Regions from separate parts of the Homo sapiens genome. Here region 1 is linked to region 2. Evidence: chromatin loops called from intact Hi-C (ENCODE). Cell type or tissue: PC-3. All regions are shown on one strand.

Evidence for each region. Peaks named below come from ENCODE experiments on the same cell type or tissue, not always from the same donor. Only the 100,000 strongest peaks of a DNase experiment are listed, where the experiment ranks them.
Region 1: a loop joins it to region 2, with 10 times the contacts of the local background. A loop is called at or near these places in 2 of 110 quality-filtered maps.

The regions. Positions count from the first base shown.
Region 1 is chr5:119,467,420-119,475,419 of GRCh38, reverse strand. It overlaps HSD17B4 (hydroxysteroid 17-beta dehydrogenase 4), which reads right to left. Exons shown (of 24, transcript NM_000414.4): 3 at 1,405-1,512; 4 at 960-1,019. It also overlaps the pseudogene LOC124901215. Among named protein-coding and RNA genes, the nearest start is that of HSD17B4, 19 kb to the right of the region's middle. RefSeq lists enhancers at 4,131-4,862, 4,863-5,594. In PC-3, CTCF peaks have their summits at 4,393 (motif pointing left) and 4,394 (motif pointing left); no DNase peak of the experiment used is centred here.
Region 2 is chr5:120,680,535-120,688,534 of GRCh38, reverse strand. PRR16 (proline rich 16) reads right to left here. Exons shown (of 2, transcript NM_001300783.2): 2 at 1,221-2,581. The coding sequence ends at 1,826. Among named protein-coding and RNA genes, the nearest start is that of PRR16, 220 kb to the right of the region's middle. In PC-3, CTCF peaks have their summits at 3,300 and 4,109; a DNase peak (open chromatin) is centred at 5,474; H3K4me3 peaks cover 2,031 bases; H3K27ac peaks cover 2,787 bases.

The sequences.
Region 1 (8,000 bases), 1.2 Mb after region 2:
TACAACTCTTAGGTTCTAAGGAATCAGAACCATAAGCCATTCTACACTTAACCTCAAAATTCACTTAGCAAGTTAAAGTTACATTTTTCCCTTGCCACTCAAAAGTAAAAAGTCCAAAAAGAAAACCATTAGAGTTACAAACTGATGCCTTATCTTGATACATAATTATTTTCTCACTATGAAAGAAAATAATTATTTTTTAAGGTTCAACCCTCTTGTGGCTATTTTCACCCTATGATTTCACATTTTTGTGGTTTCTATCCCTGTCAGACGATATGTGAACATGGTTCTTATGAGTTCAATCAAACAAAATTAGAAAAATAAGTGTAATAGACCAAACAAAAAAGGGAGAGCACATTCAATTAAGAATAAGTAATGTTTTTCAGATTGTAAACATGTTGGGCTTATGTTCCGTGATGTCTCCATCTAGTAGTTAAATAATCTTTTATTAAGAGTGTGTGGGACTAAACTGGGAAGATTAGCTACAGAAATAACAAACTCAACAATTTATTTGAAATACTTCTTAAAAATTAAGATTTTTATTATAGAGAAATCATCTTAAGTAATTTGCAAGATATTGGATTATTTTAATCCAAATTATTATAATTATCCAAAAGAATCCACTGGGTACTCTATTGCCAAAATATTGGTTTATTTTTTAATCTTATAAACATCTTTGAGGTTTAACTGAATTATTTTAAAAAGGGCACTGAGTAAACGCTCGTAAGTTTTTTAAAGCACTTAAGGTGCAAAAAAACAAACTCAACACTATATCCATAAAATTGCCACCTCAATTAAACCCTTTATGAAATAAGTACAATAATTAACTTATAAATCAAATTTTAAAATGTGATTATGAGGAAAGAGGTATCTGTTTAGTAAATGAAAGTCAACTTAAAAATATTTCATTAGGAAGGTAGAAGTTGCTCCACAAGAGCCATAACACAAAGAAACATCACCTATTCTTCCAAAAGCATCCAGGGCTGTCTTCACAACCTTCTCTCCTTCTTCCACTGAATCTGAGGGAAAGGAAAATTTGTATGAAATTTCGGCAACCTCCCTTCCAAAGGACTTCTAAATTCTGTGGGTCAGAGTACACGACAAATACTATTCACCCAACAGAACTCAGAAGAACATATCCATATCTACAATAATTTACTAATTATATCATGTGCTCACTAATAAAAATAGTAAACAATAGAACAAAGCTTAGAATCATGAAATAGTCTACATCAAAAGTTTTAACAATTCTCACATATATAAAATATGTAGTCAGAAAACTTTGGCAGACTTAGAAAATCATAATTATACTGGAATACTGAGATATTTGCTCAAAGATTATTAATGTGACAAATAGCATTAGTTGAAGGAAAATAAATAGTATAGTTCTCTCAAATACCATACCATAGTTGGCCACTGCTTTTCCACCTCTCCTTCTTATTTCTTCAACAACCTTATCAGCAGCTAAGGAGCCTTTACCAACTCCTTTGAAGTCCCCTCCCAAATCATTCACTGTAATGCAAAAACAAGCAAACAACAATTAATTATTCTAGACTTTCAAAATGTGTGTGTGTGTGTGTGGAAAATGAAATTCTAATTACTAGCACATCTCTTCAGTCATCTGCCCAGTTCCTTCCTACCCTATCCCATCTTACTAAACACAACACAGCCATTTTCAAAACATTCCTCTTCATTTTTGAATACAGACATAAAGAAACAGCAAAACTATTTAAATACAGGTTGTTCTCATGAAATTTTTAACTGTGCAGTGTTTTTCCTCTTTCAAAAAGTAAAGAAGACTGGGCATGGTGGCTTATACCCGTAATTCCACCACTTTGAGAGGCTAAGGTGGGAGGACTACCTGAGCTCAGGAGTCTAAGACCACCAGCCTGGGCAACATAGCAAGATTTCATCTCTACTAAAAACCAAAATAATTAGCTGGGCATTATGGCATGTATCTGTAGTCCCAGCTACTTGGGAGGCTGAGGTGGGAGGATTGCTTGAACCTGGGAAATCAAGGCTGCAGTGAGCTATGATCATGCCACTGCACTCCAGCCTGGGCAACAGAGCAAGACCCTTTCCAGGAAAAAAAAAAAAAAAAAAAAGGAGCAGGGAAGAAAAGTAAAAAAAAAAAAAAAAAAAAAAAGATTCATCCACTTTTCAGCAAAAGAAAAGAAAAAATGTGAAAATCGCTTTAAGATTAAATACACAGGAAAACAAAACTACTATAAGATCGATCAATCCTACTTCCACATCTTTATCCAAAAGAACTGAAATCAGAAGAAAAACTGACTTGAAATTCTCTTCAAATAACAAAGGATATTAGCACTCCAATGTTCACTGCAACACAATTCACAATAGCTAAGATGTGGAAACAACCTAAATGTCCATGGATAGGTGAATGAATAAAGAAAATGGGGTATATACAAGCAATGAAACGTAATTCTGCATTTAAAAAGAATAAAATACTGCAATATGTGATAATATGAATAAACTCTGAAGACACTATGTTAAACGAAATAAGTGAGTCACAAAAGGACAAATACTGGCATGATTCCACTTATGTGCGGTATCTAAAATATCAAAACTCATAGAATCACAAAATAGAATGATGGTTGCCAGGAACTAGTGAGATGCTGGAAATGGAGAGTTGATAACCAATGGGTATAAAGTACCAATTACGTTGGGCCGGGCGCGGTGGCTCATGCGTGTAATCCCAACACTTTGGGAGGTCGAGGCGGGTGGATCACCTGAGGTCAGGAATTCAAGACCAGCCTGGCCAACATGGTGAAACCCCGTCTCTACTAAAAATCCAAAAATTAGCTGGGCGTGATGATGCACACCTGTAATCCCAGCTACTCGGGAGGCTGAGGCAGGAGAATCGCTTGAACCCAGAAGGCAAAGGTTGCAGTGAACTGAGATCGTGCCACTGCACTCCAGCCTGGGCAGCAGAGTGGAAACTCTGTCTCAAAAAAAAAAAAAATTTCAATTATGCAAGATAAATAAGTTCTAGAGATCGGCTATACAACATACCTATAACAATACTATATTGTACACTTAAAACCTTGTGAAGAGGATAGATGTCATAAGTATTCTTACCACAATAAAAAAGTTTTTAAAGATTAAGCACACAATGTTGAAATATCTTCTCCATAAGAAAGTCTTTATGTATAAGAATGGTGATTTTAAAAGAAACACGCATGAGCTTAAAATATTAGAAAATCATATTTTAAGTTTTTACAACACACAGTGTCTAAAATGAAAGAAATAAAAACTATTTCTCAAAAGAGGTCAAAAATTACATACAGAACCAATATATGTTTAGTCACTAATTTATACCATAACTCCATGTTCATATGTTTAACTGATGACACTTACCATAAAACATCTCCCTATATCCAATTATATATTTACAAACATTAATTGATAATTTACTATTTGCAGGAAAATCTACAGAGGGACACACAAATGTATAAGAATGGTGTTTGCCCTCAAAGAGTTTATAATCTATTGAAAGTTAAGTATGCGATGGCCACAGTAATACACAGATTTTAGCATAAAGTGTATATCCAAGCCAACATAATCAAATAAGAACAAATATCAAAGTTAATTTACACAATAATTTATGAAAAAATTTACAAAATAACATGCAAAAACTAATAAAAAGATACATAGATAAATGCCAAATAACTTGGAAAAACAGAACTTAAGAGAATTACTTGAAACAAAGAATCTGCATTGTGAAATGATCTTCTCCATAGGGTTATTGCATAGATTTTGAAAGCTGTAACAATAAAAAAGTTACTAATTAATAAATAGCATAATGGTATACATGAAAATGTAATAGTTATGATTAACACAATTTTTTTTAAACAAGATTTTTTTTTCTTCTGAAAAACTGCTCTTTTTAAAACTGGGGTGAGAGTTGAAAGTGGAATTGGATAAATAAGTAATGGGATAATATGGAGAAAAAGCCAATGCCTAAAATTAGCTAAGGCATATATATTTTCACTTAACTTTTTAAAAACAGGAAATGAGTTTTTCAAAATGTGGACTGAGATTTTTTTTTGATAGTATAATATGATAAGTCTTACTGAAAATAAAAATGTTACAAGACACAAAATAATAGAAAGAGGCTTGTATTATCCCTCAAGAGATGGAAAAAGTGTTAGGATTCTCAAAAGACTGAATTCTTATTAATTGTTCATTTCAATGCAATTATTCAAATGACAGGAAACAACCAGTTAAAAAAATCAAGATTTTAAGACAGTTAACAGTCTTTTATGACCCTTTTTAAGCACAAGAAAGTTCAAAAGCAAATTAGAAAACGTGATACTTAAGTGAAGAAAGCATTGTTTGATTGTGCAATGAAACACTACCCCCAAGTGGAAATTTTACAAAGCGCAACCAGGCAGGCAAGCATTGAAAGCTGGATAAATAATTTATTGAGATCAATCATGGGTAGTTAAATAATATTGGGGTAAATTTATCTCAAACAAATCTCTACATTAGAGACCACTAAATTGACACTGACCCACTCAGCAATCCCATTATCACCAGAGCGAAATCACAGAAATTAAAATCTTAACTAGAAAATACTGGTTAGATGTCATCAAGATGGCCAACTAGAGGTGCCCAATCCTTGTCTCCTCCGCAGAGAAGAATCAAAACAACAAATAACAGCACTTCAGGTAGAATGTCTAAGAGAGAACATGAAAATTCAGCAAGGAAGTGACAAAAACCCTCTGAGGCACAGAAACTCTGCATGGCAGCTTAGAGGGGGAAGTGAAGCATCCAGATGGAATCAGCTTAGAGCTGACAGGGACTTCCCATTGTGGGCAAAAGGTTAAGTGGGGGACACCCAAGAGTCGCCATTACCATCACAAATACCTGTAATCACAGACCCTGAGCTCAGTATAGGAACCTGCCTGGAGTATACACAGCTGAATTGCTCCTGAAAAGAAACACAAGCTGAGTCCTCCCTATCCCATGAGACCCAAGCTGTTACAGTATGACACCATTTTGGTAATGGAACCACTGCTGGTGTGCATTCTGACCTGGAGGCCAATAGCCCAGACACCTCCACATCCTAGGGGTGCCATCTGCCATCATCCCACCATGCCCACACAGAAGGCTGCAGGATCATGACCCCAGCTAGTTTCAGTGGTACCACTATGACCTCAGCACCTGAGTCCATGCAGCACCCTACACTCCAAAAAAAAAAACAGACATTCAAGTACAATGGGGACGCTGCCACCAGGAAGAGAAAGGCTGACATACGCATTCCCCAGAGACTGAGAATTAGCCTGGCCAGCATCTATCACCTCAAGCAACCATGACCTATCTAGCAGTAGAGCAACCATGTGCCACATGTGCCCCATATGGACCAAGACAACTGACACCACCAGCAACCCTTCCCCCTCCCATGGAGGATCTACCATGCACCATGCTCACCCACCAGGGACAGACAACTAACCCATCTGGCAATCCCTGTTCCCAGCAAAACCATGCCACTGTCTCCACAAACCCCAAAGTCAAGGCCACTGAGGCACATACAGACACTGTTGATGTTGATTACAGCCAAAGAAATCACAAGGCAATTACACATCTGTGCCCAACCAGAAGCTAAACCAAACACCTAACCTAACTGATACATAGAGAAAAAAGTCTTTCCCTACAAAAGTTAATTCATAAAAGGGGAAGATACGACTGTTCTACTAGACACACAAATATCAATGTAGGAACAAAAGAAACATGGAAAAACAGGCCAGGTGCAGTGGCTCACGCCTGCAATCCCAGCACTTTGGGAGGCCCAGGCAGGTGGATCACTTGAGGTCAGGAGTTTGAGACCAGTATGGCCAACATGATGAAACTACATTTCTACTAAAAATAACAAAAATTAGCCAGGCGTGGTGGTGGACACCTGTAGTCCCAACTACTAAGGAGGCTGAGGCAGGAGAATTGCTTGAACCAGGAGGCAGAGGTTGCAATGAGCCGAGACCGCGCCACTGTACTCCAGCCTGGGCAACAGAGTGAGACCCTGTCTCTAGGTGGATAAATAAAGAAATAAAAATAGATACCTTTCTTTAAACACTTTTTTTAAGTTAAAAAAAAAAAAGAAACATGGAAAAACAGGGAAACACAACACCTCCAAAGAAACACAACTCTCCAGTAACAAACCTAAATAGAAGAAAATCTACGAAATTCCTGAAAGGGAATTCAAAATGATGATCTTAAGGAAATCCAGTGAGATACAAGAAAAATATAGATAGATAATACAAGAAAATCAGAAAAACAATTCATTATCTAAATGAGAAATTCAACAAAAAGATATATATATCATTAAAAAAAACAGAGCTTAAGAATACAATGAATAAAGTGTGATGACTGAGTGTTCACACTCGTGTAAGATATGCCTCCCTCAAACGTTGTCATGAAATAAGCACATTGCCCAACTGATAGGAAAAAGAAAAAAAAAAACAAGAATTCAATCAATGAAATTTAAAAATACAATTGAAAGCTTCAACAACAGACTACATCAAGCAAAAGAAAGAATATTTAAACTCAAAGACAGGACTTTTGAAATAACCCAGTCAGACAAAAAAAAAAAGGAAAGAGAAAAACATAAAAAAGAATGAAGAAAGCCTATGGTAGTAATGGGACACCATTAAGTAAACAAATTTTTACATATTGAGAGTTACAGAAGGAGCGAAGTTGGGCATAGAAAACATTTTAGCTGAAAACTCCCAAGTCCTGAAAGAAAGATGGACATCCATATCCAGGACACTCAAAGGTCTTCAAATGGATTCAACCCAAAAATGTCCTCTCCAAAGCACATTCTCCTAAAACTGTCAGAAGTCAAAGACAAAAAGAGAATATTAAAAACAGCAAGAAAAAAGCATCAAGTCACATATAAGACTTATTAGACTAACAGCAGATTTATCTGCAGAAACATTACAAGCCAGGAGAGAATGGAATGATAACATTCAAAATGCTGAAAGAAAAAAAAAAACAAAAACCTGCCAGCCAAGAACACTACTCCAGCAAGCTATCCTTCAGAAATAAAGGAGAAACAAAGTCTTTCCCAGACAAGAAAAAACTGAGAGAATTTATCACCACTAGACCCGTCTTAAAAGAAATGCTTATGGGAGTCCTACACTTGAAAGTGAAAGGATGAACTACCATCATGAAAACATATGAAAGCTTAAAACTCACTGGCAGAGCACATACACAAATGAGAAAGAGAAAAGAATCCAATTTCATCACTACAAAAAAACCACCAAACTGAAGAGATAGACAATAAAAGACAAAGAAAGGAACAAAGAACATACAAAAAAAAACAGAAAACAATTAACAAAATGACAGAAGTTCTTGCCTATTTATCTTGAATATAAATGAATTAAATTTCCCAATTAAATGATAAAGAGATTGGCTGGATAGATTTTTTTAAATACTCAACTATATGCTACCTACAAGAAACTCACTTTGCTTGTAAAGACACACATGGACTGAAAATGAAAGGACAGAAAAAGATATTCTATACAAATAGAAACCAAAAATAGGCAGAATAACTACATTCATAACTCAGTATATACAAGGCATTTGTTCCAGGACACTCCACGTGCATCAAAATCTGTGCCTACTCAAGTCCTGAAGTTGGCCCTGTGAAACCCACGTATACAAAAAGTAGGCCCTCCATATATGCAAATTTCATATCCTATGAATACTGTATTTTCTATTGATGTTTGGTTTTTAAAATATAAATGTATAAGTGAACCTGCACAATTCAAACCTATGTTGTTTAAGAGTCAACGATACACTTACATCAGATATAATAGACTTTAAGTCAAAAACAGTGCAAAGAGAAAAACAAGGTCATTATATAAAGATAAAGGTATCATTTCAGCAAGAGGACATAACAGTTGTAAATATATATGCACCCAACACTGGAACACCCAGATATATAAAGCAAATGCTACCAGATCTAATGAGAAAGATAG
Region 2 (8,000 bases):
ACTAAATGCATGCATTAAAAAGTTAAGAACACATTATTTTGGTATTTAATAAGTCTATAATTTACCTGGCTCATATCTATTAAACATATTAATAATACAGATAACAAATTTTAGATTATGGTCTTTCTTGATTATGGATCTGTTTTGTAACTTTCTGATTATTGTAAGTCGGATTATTTTGCTTTCATTATCTTCATGTCCAACACCTATGAAACATAACGCATGCTGAGTAAATATTTAACATGACATTCTGTTTTTTACTCATTTGATTGTTCCTTCAAAAAATAAGGCCTATTTTCTTTTTGTATTCCATCTAAAATATATAATCATTTTTAATAGGAAGCTGTCAAAAACACTATTCAAATTACCATGATCTAGCTTGAAAAAGGCAGGAAAGAAATACGATTGAAGGCTATCTGCCTGTGCAAAGATTACAGTTTTGAGATCAAAAGCCAACTATTCATAAAAGTCATTGGATTCTTTATCAAGTTATGCCATAAATACATTTCCACAAAAGATGACTCCCTCTACTCTTACCACTAATGAACCAATTTTGTTTTCAGGAACCTGTCCTCATCATAACTCTAGGGGAGAGAAACTCATTTCCAGCTCCAGGACAAAATATCTCATCAGTTGAAATTAATAAAATTGGAAGTTAAATTTGGACCATGGGTGGGTAAAGTTTGTTAAGTTGGTAGATAAGACGGAAGAGGAGGATTTTTATTTGATGTTAGAAGGAAAGATTTCTTCTCTTTCTTTTAGAAGACAGCAACGGCCCATGGTATCTTTCAACTCTGAGGGGGAAAAACTTACGCCAAATGCTGAACACATCCTGATACCAGAAGCATTCAGATATCCCCCTATAATTCTCCTATAAATGTGGGTCCACTTGGGGAGGCAGAGAGCTTGCTAATGCAGGAGGCAAAACACCCTACAGCCTCAATGTAATAGTTTAGGGTACATCCTGGAAGAATGCTGAGTATGAGGAGGGCTTGGCAACATAGGGAGAGTTCAACAGAAGGCTCTTGAAGTACCAAATGGAAGTATAAAATATGTAGTGTGTAGATTTTGATTTATGATGTGGAATATGATATTTCATTTAGAAAATTCTGATATACACTCACTGTAACTTCTCCAAACTCTGTCAGATTTGCTGCCCATATTGAGGAATGTTAAGTGAGATTAAATGAACCACTACTTCATTTTAATTCTGAGGAACATTTGCTTTTGTCATTATTTACTATTGTTTATTGATTTAACAATATTTCCACAGACCAAAGTATTTTATTACATATATAGCTGAGCATGTAATTCATAATTGTATAATATAGAAAATAAACTTCTTGGTATTGGCCTCAGCATTTAATAATGAAAAACTAGTGACAAACATCTTTAGAAAAAAATAATAAAATAGTCCTTCAGTATTAAAATTTCCTAGTAAAAAGCATTAGATCAAAGTTAAGAATATGACATGTTAATGCATAGATGACTTAGGCATAAATAAAATGAATCAAATCCCAGCTCTTATAGTAAATCAAAATAGGTGAAATCTGCAGGTTCACAGTTTGTCATAGGTCAATTGCAAAAACAATGCATCATTCATATTTTTCATCATTCTGAGGTTTTTAATGATACAACATTTAAAATAATGCATACCCAGGATATAAGCAATGTGCTGCATACTTACCAGGTGATTTTTATGCCACTTTGCTGAATGCAGGATTAATATATTTGGGCTTTTTATTGCTTGAGTAGAAAGTGCTCATTACTTATTTTATGTTTATAATATAGAAAATTAAAAAAACAATTTTTTTAATGGCATACATCACACGGTTGTAGTGGTTGACTTCCTCAAGATCGTCTTCTGTGGTTTTGGTGCAGTGGGAGGAGGCACAGTTGCAGGTCTGATAGGGGGGAAGCTGTTACTGTGGCTTATTCCCATTCCCCCATTTTCTAGTGGGAAAGGAGGGAGATGGGGTGTAGGAGGGAGGGGAGGGCCTTGGTGAGGAATCTTTCCCGGTGGGTGGACAGGTTCACTGTGTAAGTGGACCTCCCTGTTTTTTATGTTATACCGGGTATCACAGTCAGGACAATAGCCATGGTACTGTACTTTTTCATTAAACCGAACTCGTTCTCGAGGCCCTGCCTGGGGACATCTGTCTTTTTCAGGTCTATGCATCAGAAGCTGGACTGGAGCCTTGTCCAAGTTACTGTTGGGTATGCAGCAGATATCTCCATTTGGAATTTTGTTAGGTCCACCTGGTAAGCCTCCATTTCGTAGAAGGGTGCCATTGGTTTTTACAGGATTGGCAGTTGGAACCACCCTTTTGGGGTCTTCACACTTCACAGGTGTCAACCTTGGAGGAGGTGGTGGAGGGTTTGGCTTTCTCAGGACCGTGAGGATAGCAGACGGGTGTGCTGGGGGTTTAATAAGCGGTGCATTAGCCTGCACTTTGATCTTCTCTAGGCTGGAGGCTGTTGTGCCACTTGAGCTACTATTCAGCGTGTCCGTTTTGGAGCTGTCAGTCATCTCATCCTCCAGCTGTAGGTCAGAGGTCAGGGTGTCAATCTGGTCAACCACCTAGTGGAAAGGACAAGGTAATTGTTTTGAAGAATGACCCAAACAAAGTATACTAGAAACAATTTATTTTTGTCTAGGGGAAATCTGCTATGGAAGCCTTAACTGATATTGAACTGAACATTCCATTGCTGCTTGATGTTTTCAGTCAATAAATTTACAGAATAGTGACCATCACACAGAGGACCAACTGTATGATAATATAATTTAACATGCTTAGAACATAACATATGATTTATATATACATTCTATTTCTGACTCTGATATACCCACCCATAAAATATGAAACCTGATGCAGGAATATAACTGATTTTTAAAAATAATCAGAGGGCATTTCCCTTCTGCTTAACATGCAGAAAGCTGTAGGAGAACATTGCTTCCAATCTTGAAATTAAAAAAAAAGATAATCTGCAAAATCATAATTTTCTTGAGACCAACAGAGACTTGACCTCACAAGGCAACCAAATGAACTCAACTGTTGAGAGTTTCAAGCCCTCTGAGGATATACAGAAAACATCAACTGTTCAACCTTTAGAAAATCACAGGAAAAAAAGGCAGCAACCATCAGAGTGAATGAAGAAAGCAACTAAAACTTTGATGACTAATTAAAGGTTGAATATGTGCTATTATGACAATTTAGAATCCTTGGGAGTCTCAGACACAGTATCATCTGTACTCACTCATGGCCTCCTTTACACAGACCTCTCATGCTGAGAGGAGGAAAGAGATGGAAGAGAGCCCCTGGTGGGCACACAGGCACAAAACCCCATTTACTTCTCAGACTGTTCTCCCTTATAAAGCAGAACCTTTACTGGTGCAGTAGCAAGAAACCCTCCAACCTGTAAGACACAGGCAAAGATATTTTGCTTCTGAGAGAGGGTAGAAGCAAAAGCTGTCTCGCCTTGGAGAAAGGGAAAGAAAATTATCTGGGCCCAGGACCCTAAACTAATACAAAGCAGATGTTTACTATCACTGGGTGAATGACAGGAAGTCACACCAGTCAAGGGCTACTACAGGTACCAGGCAGAGGAGCCAGGGACTCAGATAAGGCTGGCAGAGGCATCAGAGCATAAGACAGGTGGGAACCCACGTTAAGGAGAGAGGTTGTGAAGATAGGAACATTGAATGGAAGTATCTTAGACAATGCAGTTCTAAGGAGACTTTGGCAAGGATACTGGGGAGTCTGACATCTCCCATAACAGGGCAACCTTACTGTCTCTGCCCTGTTCAGTCATTGGCTGGGAGCAGCAGTGTGGTCACTGCTCAAATGCTGACTTTCAGAGTACAGCATCAGGGTCCTCAGTCATTTACACTCTGCATTCAGAGGTCTTGGAGGCCATTCTCATAGCCACCATACCTGCACTGTTATACACATATGAGAATGGAAAAGTTATGGATTGTTTTAAAAATAGTTTATGTAAGGAGACAGTTCCTTCATTTCACACATTTCCATCACATTTATTCCATATGGAGATTTTTCCCTCCTCTCTTACTTAGGTCTAAGTTTAATCAACTGTGAAGTTGGCTCTTTGTCACATGGTGGCAGGATTGGGCTCAAAATGAAAACACCAAAAGCATCTAGACGTTGGACAGGATATAGACTTTACTTCCTCCTCATGAGGCTCTTAAGTGATTGATTCCACCAGGCAGGTAAAGGCCACCAGGGCTCAGTCTTTGGATGTCTCGAAGGCCTGCAAACTCAGCAGTTTCAAAACATTCAACAAATATAGTAAATTCAACAAATTTCTTCTAGTATTTTCTATTTTAGCAAATGACAGCACAAACCTCACATCTGAATAATCAGAAATCCAGAAACTCTATTTGATATCACCCTTTCACTCACCTTCTGGTCAGGAGAACAAGTCCTTCTATTTTAGCTCCTAAATAACGAATCTTAAATCCATTCACTTTCCTCCATTTTCACTTCTGTCATCCTACTCTGAGCCTCTATGATTTACTGTATGGACTATCCAAAGCCACTTTGCTTTTTTTCATTTCAGTAGTCTCAATGACTTTTTTGGTTTTTTTTTTTTTTGAAGCAGAAGTGTGCTTTTGTTAACTCCCTGTTTAAATCCTTTCTATGTCTGCTCATTTCTCCTGTGATAAAGATCAATTCTGAAAACAGACTTCAGGATTCTGCATAGTCTCACTCAATGGAATACTGGTGTTTATCAGCTGGCTCTTGGCAGTGTAAGGAAGTCTTCATTTGAAAGGTTTTGTGTAAAATTCCACTGTGGTTGATTTCAGGTTAGTCATGTGACATTACTGAACCTGAGGTTGGGAATAAATGTACAGTAGCATACAATTAAAAAGTGTACTATACATAAATAAACTCAGGAGCACAAATAATAGTGAACTGCAGTAAAATAATTAAAAATAACAGGGAACAATTAGAAAACCTTTGTTTTTAATGTAATTAGTTTGTTTATACAGTTTCACTTTTTTTTTTTTTTTTGAGACGGAGTGTCACACTGTCGCCCAGGCTGGAGTGCAGTGATGCGATCTCAGCTCACCGCAACCTCCATCTCCCAGGTTCAAGCAATTCTCCCACCTCAGCCTCCCAAGTAGCTGGGATTACAGGCAGCCACCACCACACCCACCTAATTTTTTGTATTTTTACAAAATACAAAAAGAGACGGGATTTCACTATGTTGGCCAGGCTGGTCTCAAACGCCTGACCTCATGATCCACTCGCTTCAGCCCAGTTTCACTTTTAGTAACTGTTGTGTTTAACAACCAACCAGCTCACAAAATTTTTAAAAAATATGATTGATTTTTAGCTAGTATGAGTCAGTTCTAGTCATTGTCTCATGCTCCTAAATAACTCTCAGTCCTCAACTCTGTATTTCTGTTCCCAATCTCTCTGGTATTCTTTAGGCCCTCAAAATTGCTTGTCTGCTTCCTGCCACAGAATGTTTGCACAAACCATTATTTCTTCTTGAAATGCTCTTCCTTCTTCTCTTAGTCAGGTTAACTCTGACACATCCTTAAAATTTTTCCTATTGCATTCTAAAGGCCTAACATAACAACCGGTACTAATTAGGGGCTCAGCAAATATTTGTTAAGTAAATGCTCCGAGGGTTATTTCTTCAGTTTAAGTGTGAGCAAAAGCATTTTCTCTCCAATTTGATTCTTGGAAGTGGTTGTTACTTCAAAACTTATTCAGTTATTCTAGAAGAAAATGGGAAGGAAAGAATTTATCCATAAATGACCACTGAGTTGGTTGCATATTCTCAAGCTCTGTCTAGAAACTAAAGTGAAAGGCTATCTAAAGAATGTGAGAGGTAGAGAGACAGTCTTGGCTCATGGGTCCTTGTCCTATTTCACCTGGAGGTTATCTACCCCACACATTTTATCATAGTAAATTCTGCAGCAAATGAGAGAAAACAGGTCTTTTAGGAGGGCAGTGAAGCTGATTTTCAGAGATGAATAAATGCCACCTCAGTTCCTGCTGGTTTTATGCTTCCTACCTGGTTTCAGTCTCTACGTTATTTCCTGAGTGCCTATAAAATTCCAAGAGAATAAAAAACAAACAAAACACTGCTTTCATGGAGCAGACAATCCATGAAAGGGCCTCACTTTGACTAGATCTTCAAACAAGTAATTTTAAAAGTGCAACTAGCTCAAGCGCTCTGAAGAATATAAGATGTTATAAGAGAAGAGGAAGACCCCATCAGAAAGGTTAGTGAAGCATTCTGTAAGGATGAGTTGGAGCTTACTGGCAGAAGAGTGGTTCAAGCAGTCTGCTCAGAAAAGAGCCTGATAAAGGTCCTCTGACAGAAGAGATCACCTGAGTGTGAGTGATTTAAAGACTGTTTTGGCTCAAGGGCACTGTGAGAGATGAGGTTGGATAGTTAGGTAGCAGCTATCCTGTGAGAGCCTTTGAGATGATATGATAAAGTACCACATATTTTTCTTTTAAAGAGTTGCAGAAGTGAGAGATGTAGTATTCAAACAGACAATGAATTAGTACTTTCAGAACTGAAGTGTCCTCTAAAGTACACAGTTTCAAACAAGAAAATATAAACAAACTCTCACTCAGACATACCATAGTGAAACCAGAAAACACTGAAAAGCAATGATAAAAGTTTTACAACCACAAAAAAGGGAACACCAAGTATTTATAGAGTAACAAAAATTAAGCTGACAGATCTTCCCACAAGTAACAGTGGTCCCAAGAAAATTTAGGAATAGGTTCATACTGAAAAATAATTGGGAATGTTAATATAGTTTAACTGATATAGAAGTGAGAGAAATAGACATTTTTAGACAACAAAGACTGAGAGAGTATTGCTCTTATAGCTCAGTATTGAAAGTATTGATAAATGAAAATTCAGTGAAAGGTAAATAATCAGAAGGAAGAACTGGAATGCAAGAAGCATAGATAAACAAAGGCATTGGTAAACAAGTAAGTCAAGTTATGCATTGATTACAAAACATAATATATTAATGACTAATTTGGGACAGGGTAAGAAAAATGTGAAGCTAAATACTAGGAAAAAGAACATGTCTGTAGGACAATCAGAATTAAACTATTTAAGTTCATTGTCTTTGTTGTGTGTGTGAGGAAAATTATTATCTATCTGATACTGATTAACTTTATTAAGTCAAAAGTGCATGTGTAAATTTTGCAGAAACTATTGAAATAACAGATATAAAATTATCACTTCCAAAATAAATAAGAAATAAAAAGTGAGCAAAGGAAACTCAATAAATCTAACAAGGCAGAAAATAAGAAATCTTAAAAAATGACAACGAAAAGCATCGTAAATGAAAGTCACTCTATACAATAGAATAAATGATGCCAATATATTTGCAATTACAAGAGTGTAAATAGATTAAAATAATGTATAAAAGTAGTGATTGCTGCCAAAAAGAGACACAGAAAGACAATATAAAGTTATAGAAATAAGATATTATCAGGCAAATATCCAGATGCAACCTGATGCAGCCATGTTAATTCCAAGCACAGAACTTAGTCCAAATCTTTCTTAAGCAAAGCAACATATAGTATCTATACCAACTTAGGTGAATAAATAAATAAAACATAATTTAGAGTTTATGTTCATGTGTACACACACACGAGTGGAAAAAAGATTATGAAGTAGCAATTCACGTGAAGTGAACACAAATTTCCAAACACTAAAAACCACACACTCAGTCTTACTAGTAATTGAGGTCATGCAAACTTGAGAAAACAACATAACATTTCAAACTCAATGATTTGGTAAAAATGAAACAACCTGATAATCCCAATTGTTGGTGATGATATCTATAATTGGAACTTATGCATTGTCAGTGCAAATGTAAATTCAGTCAGTTCAGACAACTTTTAAAGAATATCTTATAAATTGAATAAGGTACACACTTTGTGGCAATTCTACTAGGAACACAGCCTCGAACGCCAGGGAAAGTCCAGTAG